2 separate regions of the Homo sapiens genome follow, and region 1 is linked to region 2. A link is a loop called in an ENCODE intact Hi-C map of the cell type or tissue named here. Cell type or tissue: endothelial cell of umbilical vein. All regions are shown on one strand. Each heading gives the region's core, and the rest is flanking DNA. Links, peaks and the distances in the headings are about the cores only. Region 1 overlaps PDZRN4 (PDZ domain containing ring finger 4). Region 2 has its middle 160 kb from the start of LINC02400.

Evidence for each region. A loop is a pair of places that touch in the nucleus more often than their neighbours do. Peaks named below come from ENCODE experiments on the same cell type or tissue, not always from the same donor. Only the 100,000 strongest peaks of a DNase experiment are listed, where the experiment ranks them.
Region 1: a loop joins it to region 2, with 3 times the contacts of the local background. A loop is called at or near these places in 2 of 110 quality-filtered maps.

The regions. Positions count from the first base shown.
Region 1 is chr12:41,545,803-41,550,204 of GRCh38, forward strand. The region is part of intron 5 of PDZRN4 (PDZ domain containing ring finger 4); the gene reads left to right. Among named protein-coding and RNA genes, the nearest start is that of PDZRN4-AS1, 140 kb to the left of the region's middle. In endothelial cell of umbilical vein, for the core only: no CTCF peak of the experiment used is centred there; a DNase peak (open chromatin) is centred at 1,959.
Region 2 is chr12:41,602,963-41,607,364 of GRCh38, forward strand. No RefSeq gene overlaps it. Among named protein-coding and RNA genes, the nearest start is that of LINC02400, 160 kb to the right of the region's middle. In endothelial cell of umbilical vein, for the core only: no CTCF peak of the experiment used is centred there; no DNase peak of the experiment used is centred there.

The DNA.
Region 1 (4,402 bases), core at 95-4,094, 57 kb before region 2:
TCTTTTTCCTCCATGAAGTCTAGAACAAGATGACCAGCCAAGCATGAAGAGAGAGAAGGGCATGGTAGCAGAACTGCAGACAGAAGAGGTACGAGATACCAGACTGGGAGAGCAGAAAGTTGAGGTCATAATAATCCACTAGGATCCAGTGAACTATCAGATAACGTCATCAACTAAGAGTGGGCGGTTTTTGTTGGAAATTTGAAAAAAGAGGAGGAATTATGGCACTAGTTCCTTTAGCATGTGAAACAGCAACTTGGCAAGGAAAGTAGAGTATAATTGTCGGGCAGCATGGATTGCTCATTTGCAAATTGTGGTAATGAACGTACAGGGAAAGCAGTCACTATGGTCGTCATGGTGTGCATCCCCTCTGGGACCATGTCACTGCTCAGCTGGGGAAGCAGGGAGGTGAATACTTGGTCTTAACCACAATTGACCTTCTTCTGGATGATACAGTGGACAAAGAGAACAGGGTAGTTGAGGATTTCGGAACTCTGCCAATGCTTTTTATCTAGAGTCATGTTGCCATTTTTGTCCCAAGAAAGGCAGGATTAGATTATTGTTTAACAGATTGAGTTGGTGTAGTGTATTCTTGGTTATCAAAATACTCGTATAGCTTTGGGATTTTGAACTGGGAATATTCATGATGTGTGAAAAATCATGATACATACTGTACGATCTCAGTCCCATAAAACTGAATGTTGTGCCTACACATGCACAGGACCTAGAAGAACATGTCAAACTATAAACTGCTTGTGATTGTGAATGACTTTGTTCTTTGCTTCTTGTGTTTTTCAGTTTCCTATAATGCACATATTAACTTTTTAAAAATAAAGGTTATTTTAAAAGCCAAAAAAAAGATACTACATCTAACTGTGAATTTCAAGCTGCATAAGGAGACAGGAGTGAGCCTGAGGGAATTATTGACAGTGAGAAGGGGAAGGGTCAACAGGTTCGAGCTCTAGCGAGAGAACAAAAGTGCTGGAGTGGGAATGCAAGAGCATTTGAGCTGACCAGGAAGTGAAGTGCTTAACATTGCTATTTTTAAAATAAGGCAACTATGAAAATGACATTTTATGAATGTCCTCTTCTACACATTGCTTATAGCATGTTAAACTATTTTGATGGAGATCTCCCAAAAACTGACATGTGAGTCAGGAAATCAAATCACAAATGGCCGTGGATAGTTAGCAATACCTTTAGGAACCTAATAAATGATCATTTTAATATCTGCTAAAAACTCAACATTCAACTATGAAAAACCTTGGATTCTGGATTCTTCCAAAGGTAAACCACATGACACTAACAAATAGCAAAGTAATTGCAATTTCCTCAAAAGATACAACAAGCAAAATAGAGAAGGGGGAAAAAACCTTCCTGATGTAAACAGAAGTGTCTTCCTGGTTTCCTTCTATAGCTTTGTTCTTTGTTTTAGACAGATTGCTTTTGGGTGGAAGCCCATTCTAGGAAAGGTTTCCATGCAGTCTGCCTGGTTCCCTAGTTGTCACAGCAGAAGTAATGACACAAAATTTATGGATCATGGCCAGGCACGGTGGCTTATGCCTCTAATCCCAGCACTTTGGGAGGCCAAGGCTGGCAGATCACTTGAGGTCAGGAGTTTGAGACCAACCTGGCCAACATGGTGAAACCCCATCTCTACTAAAAATACAAAAATTAGCCAGGGGTGGTGGCAGGCACCTGTAATCCCAGCTACTAAGGAGGCTGAGACAGGAGACTCGCTTGAACCTGGGAGTGGAGGTTGCAGTCAGCCGAGATCATATCACTGCATTCCAGCCTGGGCGACAGAGTGAGACTCTGTCTCAAAAAAAGAATTAAAAAATAAAATAAAAACAAAATGTATGAATCACTTCTCACTTACTTCAATTTATGTTTCTCTTTTCTATTCCTGGTCCAGATTTCCTGACATCGACTGTTGTTTGCCAGCATCATGAATTCATTTCCTCCCCCATTAACAGTAGAGGCAAAAATAATGTTTCCTTCTTTGTTAAGGTATAAAATCTACACCAAATAGGTCATTGATGACTTTTTAAGGGGATTCACAGCCCACAGTGAGAAGCAGCCAACCTGGGCCTAGAGAAATGTGACTGCTTTCTTTCCCAAAGAATCCAGAATGTCTCTGATTCTAAGAATGGGAAATTGGAGGTTAAAAGTTGCCCATATTTCAGAAGACCATTGAAAAAGAAGTAGTCAAATAAACAGGCGGGGTTAAGGATGTTAGAGAAAAGACATGATCATAGGCTTTAGCTTTTACCCTTATGTCTCTACAGAAATGTGATTTAATTATTAGTTGCAGCAACTTGTTATGAATAATTTGGAGTTGGAGGGTGCAAACCTGAAATGTTTTGTCAGAGGGATTTGATATTCCAGGAGTTTCGTGATTTATTTTTCACTAAGTATTATCCCCAGATTCCATTATGCAGGAGATAATGATACTGAAGCAATATTTTTATAATAGACTATCTAGCTTTCTCTTAGCTGTGGGGATTAAAGTTTTAATATTTCTCATTTGATTTATTTTTTGAAATAAGTGTTTTATTGGAACAACAAAGCATATTTCACTAGTTGCTAATCAACATTAAAAAATGTAAGATGATATATGATTAACACTCAGATTGAGTAAAAGTGCATGTATTGTCTAATAAATGAAAACCAGGAAAATAAATAAAGATATGGACATAAAAGACCCTACATTCCCCTGTTGTCAACTGATATAAACGGCTAGCGTGTCTAGCCCTAGCTCTTCTTCAAACTTGAATAGTGCTGACTGCATTTGAATTTTCTTACGAAGAGGAAAATCTTTATGGCATGCATGGGCCTAAGGGTTCTTTAAAGTTTGAGAACAATGCTGCTTAAAAAGCCAATGCTTTTTAAGCAGTGTCAACTCTTGTTTCTTTCCCCAGTAAGAGAGAGTTCTATCTAGAAAGCATTTTTTTTCTAAGTTTCTCATTTCTCCCTAGACTCAATCACAAAAAAATATAAAAATTTCACACCGCTGGAGTACAACCAATGTATGTAAAAATCCCATTTGTGTCATTCTATGATTAGAAAGATGTTTCACAGCAAGCTTTAATAACAAACTCTAATCTTCTACTCCACCTTCAACCTATATATAATCAATTTCTCACAATATTAGATGCTGAAGTTTGATTTTTTTTAAAGAGACTTTAGACGCGTCCCCAGAATAGCACGTCTTGAAGTACATTTAAGTCAAAATAAATGTAGTTTCACCAGGTGTGTGAAGTGATTCTTTCACTCTAGTGACAAATGACTTATGGATGGTTAGCGCTGCCATCCATGCAGGCTTGGCATTGATTTGTATACACTCATGAATTGTCTCCATGGAGAAAATGTACAGAGGTAGCATTTCACTTTTATGTGTTTCATCAAACAGCTTCCAAGTGACAGAGGGAAAGGTATGAAAGTTGTTAGGGAAAACATTCTCTATTACCAAGAGGTTGTTTCTTCAGAAGTCAGAGGCTTGTGTGTCCTGTGAAGGGAATACTTAATTAAACCTGTGCTGCAGAATTCCTTTCAGATAATCAAAGTCTTTATAAAGCCACCTTTGCCTCCTACAAACAAAATTGTCTACAGGTAGCTGCTTATGAGTTATTTTGACACAGAATTAAGGGAACTTTGATTCTAAAATGTATGTTTCTGTGTTTTAATATAAACTATGTAGTATCTGAGACAATCTCAACCAAGAAATACAACTTCACACTTGGGACTGGTGTGAGGTGGTTTGCAGGTTCCAGAAAAATCTCACTTGGGTCTCTTATGGTGCCTGAAGGCTTTCTGCCAAGGGTTTAGTCCCTTGCATTAAGGCTTTGTATTTTCAGCCTTTATTAATATGCGCTAAAGCCTGATGGGGTCACATGTTAAGTAATTGTTAATGATGATTCCTTTGAGAGATATTTATGTATCAATTATTTGTATGTCTCAAGAGTTATCTGTGAGAGAATGGAAAATCACACTGAATGCCAGGTTTTGTTAGGGGACAAGCAAAATGGCAAATCTATAATACTCATACCTCAAGGACTCCAAGGAGCTGAAAGGAAATAGGAGGGTGTTGAGTGTCTTACAAAGGGGAATATTGGAAACAAAGACCATGGAGATAACTTTGAGACCTGTTTCACAGTTTTGGTTTGGTCCAAGGTAAGGAAAATATTGAAAAGTTACTTTGACCTGAGGACCTTAGTCTCCTTTCCTCTGAGATACTTGGGTAAGTGCTTTGATTTGTGGTGTCGAAGAATTATAGGCAGATTGTGCCCTTTTTGTTTTAATACATTCACTCAATTTTATTGCCAAAAAGTTGTTCTAAGCAAACACCAAAGTCAAAGTACACCATTGAGAATGTGGAGAAAACGTTCAAAAAAGAATGTCC
Region 2 (4,402 bases), core at 269-4,268:
CTATACTACCGTAGATTTTATAAACACTGTCTACTTAGGATACACTAAATTTATTTTAAAAATTGCACTATGACGCTACAACATTATGATGGCTACAACATCACTAGGTAATAAAAATTGTTCAGCTCCATTTTAATCCTATGAGATCAACATCATATATGCTGTCCATTGTTGACTGAAATATTGTTATGTGGTGCATGAATGTACTTCAATAGTTGCATTAACTGTGGACCTGTTTCCATTTTATTCCTCTTGGTTCTGGGTGAATTTTTATCTTCTCTACCTTGTTATTTTTTATTCTGAGCAGTAGACTTTTTTATGAGAAAATATTGAAAGAACTTGAGGCTCTGGATGATGTTATAATCCTCCAGAGAACATTTACTTTTGCTTCTTGAAGAAAGTTAGTTTGGAGGAAGATCACAAATCAATCATGAATTGAGTTGCTTCAAAGCTGGGTACCTTATCCCTATTTTCCTCTCATTCTATACATTCTCATCAGAAATATTTATTAATTTTTTGAATTAATTCCATGAATTCTAAAAATCTGATAAGGTGGTTCAGATGCTGGGCAATTAAAAAGAATGACAAGTGCCCACCTAGTTTGCGACCTCAAAAATGTAATGTCTAGGAAAGTATCAGTTCTATCAAATTTCATGCACATGTCTATTTAAATTTCTAGAAAACTAATTTGACCTGTTCAGAAATAGCTGAACAATGATAGTCTAATAACCTGGCATATTTATCAAATGTATGATTCTAGATTTTATGCCATAGGTGTGATGAATGAGCTCCTTGTCATTTTTTTCTAATTGTGGCCTTCAGGTGATACAGTTGAAACAAATAAAATATACATTTTTTTCCGAACAAAAAGTGAAAGACTATCAATAAAACCTAGAGCACTGGATACTACTATTTGAGGAGAGATATGAACTCACTTTTGGAGCCAATGAAAGCTACAGACTCCCTCCCAAATGGAATTGTAGAGAACCCATTTACATGCAAAATTTTGTGTACAGTTTTAGCATGCTTGGGTCCCAACTGAAGATCATGAGTGAATCTATTGCTAAGAATTCCTTCTCTAGAACAAAAAAACAGTTTTTTATTTTTTAAGCAAAAAGAAAAATGTGTAACATTGACGTTTCAAGAAACGCTTTCTCATTCAACACTTTTCAATCATGTAGGTCATAGAAACCACATTGCATATGTTTGCCTTTTTTTCTTTATCAGAGAAGTGAGAGTCACTAATAAGAAAGGGAAAAACTTATATAACCTTTAAATCACAAAATATACTAAGAGCAAACACTAAATCTGTGAACACACAGAAGAAGAGGTGCCTGTCTCCAGCAAGTAGATTTCAGAGAAGAACTGGAGGCCAGCAGCCCATGCCATAAGCCACAGTGACAAACAATGGACATATATATGGCTGTGTCACGCTCATAGTCAGATTTGTTAGGTCCACACAGTAATTAAAACATTTATATTAGTTGTCAACACTTAGAAATTGGGAGATTTCTTTTTTTTTCTTTTCCTTTTTTTTTTTTTTTTTTTTTTTGAGACAGAGTCTCTCTCTGTCTCCCTGGCTAGAGTGCAGTGGCACGATCTTTGCTCACTACCACCTCCACCTCCTGGGTTCAAACGATCCTCGTGCCTCAGCTTCCCAAGTAGCTGGGATTACAAGCATGTGCCAACATGCTCAGCTAATTTTCTTTTATTTTCTTTTTTCTTTCTTTTTTTTGGGGGGGTGGGGGCGGTATTTTTAGTAGAGAGACTGGGTTTCATCATGTTGGCTAGGCTGGTCTCAAACTCCTGGCCTCAAGTGATCTACCTGCCTCGGCCTCCCAAAGTGCTGGGATTACAGGTGTAAGCCACTGCCTGGCCAGGAGATTTCATATTAAAGTACTTTTTTCTGTCCCCTCTTTAAACGTCAAGAGATACAGACACAGTTGGCCCATATCTCTATGTTGCAATAATCAGCCTGGGATGAATAGCCACTTCCTGTTCTCCCAGTTCATTACAATCCTCAGAAGCACCTACTTCTCTGTTTCACTGATTTCTAGTACATGGTTGACTTCTGTAGGCATTAGAGCTTGTGATTCATGGTGGTCAGCCCTCAAATAAATGAATGTTGACCCAGTGTCGTGGAACGCTCCCTGCTGAGTGAGCCTGCTTTCCCCATTTCCTTCTATCTTAGAAAATTACACCTGGCTTCTCAAGGGGAGATTCCAAACTCATCCCATTCTCTCTGAATGCATCTCCACTCAATTTTTTCCAGATAACTTCCAGCTGACCTCTTCCCACACTCTTCTAAGGAACAAAGTTTCTTGAAAGGATGAAGGAGAAAGGACTGTGCCTGGAATGCTAACCTCACAGTTAACAACCTCTGTAGCATTCCCATTTCCCCACACCACTTTTTCTTTTCTGGTTTTTTTTTGGGGTTTTTTTGTTTTGTTTTGCTTTTTTAATTTTGACCTTCATTAGAAAGGTCATTGAAATACTTAGTGCTGAAAGCTATATCTGAAAAGACTGTATTTCTTAGTGAAAATGTCTTGGAGATCATCGTTAGTATTTGTGGCAGAGCTAGGTCAAAATTAACATATTACAACAGCTTGTGTCAGTCTGGGTTACGAACTTTCCATAAGAAAGTGTAGGCCGAAAGGTCACACTCATTAGCTCATACCACAGAGAACTGCAGAATCCTAAAAGACAATTTCTTCTCTTTATAAATAAACAAGACTGATTTCCTCTTGCTCCAACCACCACCCCTTCTTACCCATACGTATGACTTGCAAGCACACTACTCACCCACACTTCACAGCTATAATTTCTCTGTCATCCGTTTCTGTAAATTTGGTTTCCTTGAGTCAGTTCCCAGATTGCTTATATACGATATACGCATTACATCATCCTACTTTTTCAGTTGCCTATACTCTTGTGAAAATGCATATTTAAATCCTTAATAAGCCACTAGCCCAGACCCCAACAATGACTGCAATTAATAACAGAGTTCTCGCTCGCAATTCATCTTGTGTGACCTGTGCCAGTGGTATGATTTGTTAGTCATGAAACTTCTTTAACCTACCTCCATTATGCAAATACAACAGGAAACGCGCTCTTCTGTTTCAGTTGCTGAAGTGTAGGCTGTGATCCTGTGTTGTACACTCCAGCTCACAGCCCACGGGAGGGACGCCAGAGTGTGGTAGGCACCAGTTGCTGCAGAGAGAGATGCTCAATGGACTCTGCACTCAGTTAGAACGACAAGCCTGATGTGGCCATGCATTCAGCATGACGTCAAAATGACAGGTTATGTTCTGTTACGTGTCCGCTGGTATCAGCTGTATTGATCCTGAGGTTGGTGAATGAAAGATGCCCTCACTTTACCACTAATGCTGATTGCACTAACCTTGCACTAATCTTTCTAGGTGAGAGTTCAGATTCTCTGAGAGCCAAGCTGTATCCTCAGAGAAAAAAAGATGAGGAGAATTTAAAGCACTTGGCCAAGGGCCTGGGTTTTTCCTCTTCTCTGCTGACCCCAACATCACCAACATAGAACATGTCAGCTCCTTCAGTTATTAGACAGCCAGCTCTGAAAGGTGCAGAAACTAAAAAGCATTTCTAACTATAGGAGTCTCAGAGTATTTCAGAGCTTCATGTCACCAGAAACACTATTTGCTTAGGCTACCCCAAGGAGAGCCACTTGATTTTGCAAGAGGCTATCTTTTTCAATGGGTCCTGTCCTTTCTCTACCCTTTGTCACAAACCACCATCAATTCCTATATTATAATTCCTGTGTCTCTAAATCAATTTCTCTCTCTCTCCCTCCCTCCTTCTCTTTCTGCCTCCTTCTTTACAAAGCATGCTGTCTTTCAATTAACATAGTGATGACCTATTGTCACCCGTTACCATGCTAATCCTGAGCTGGTGTGAAATTACTTTATAATAAACACTATGGAGCTGTGACTTTCAATTAATTTTTCACATGCTGCGCTAAATCAGATTAACGCTCCCCGCCGCCACCACCCTTTGACCACAGACGTAATTCCTTCTTTATAATGAAATGGAGGATTAATTTATATGAAGCATATCTGTACACATTTGCAAATAAATGTAAGGATAGACTTTGTGCCATATTTGCATTGTGCACTGTCTCAGGTTTAATACAGACTCTCTGAGATGATTAATTTTTTGTGTTCACTGGGGTGGGGAAAGATATTTCCAGCTGTTGTTGTTTCTCTGTTAAATTCTAACTAAATGCCTCCACAAAGAATAAGCAAAGAAATGCTCACATATGCCGCAATGCTGAGAGAGTGGTGACTTCTTTCCTAAATCTCACAATGCCGCATTAGAAGAAGCTGAAGGAAAATGTAAACACTCTGAAATGGAAACAGTGAGCATTAACTGCTAA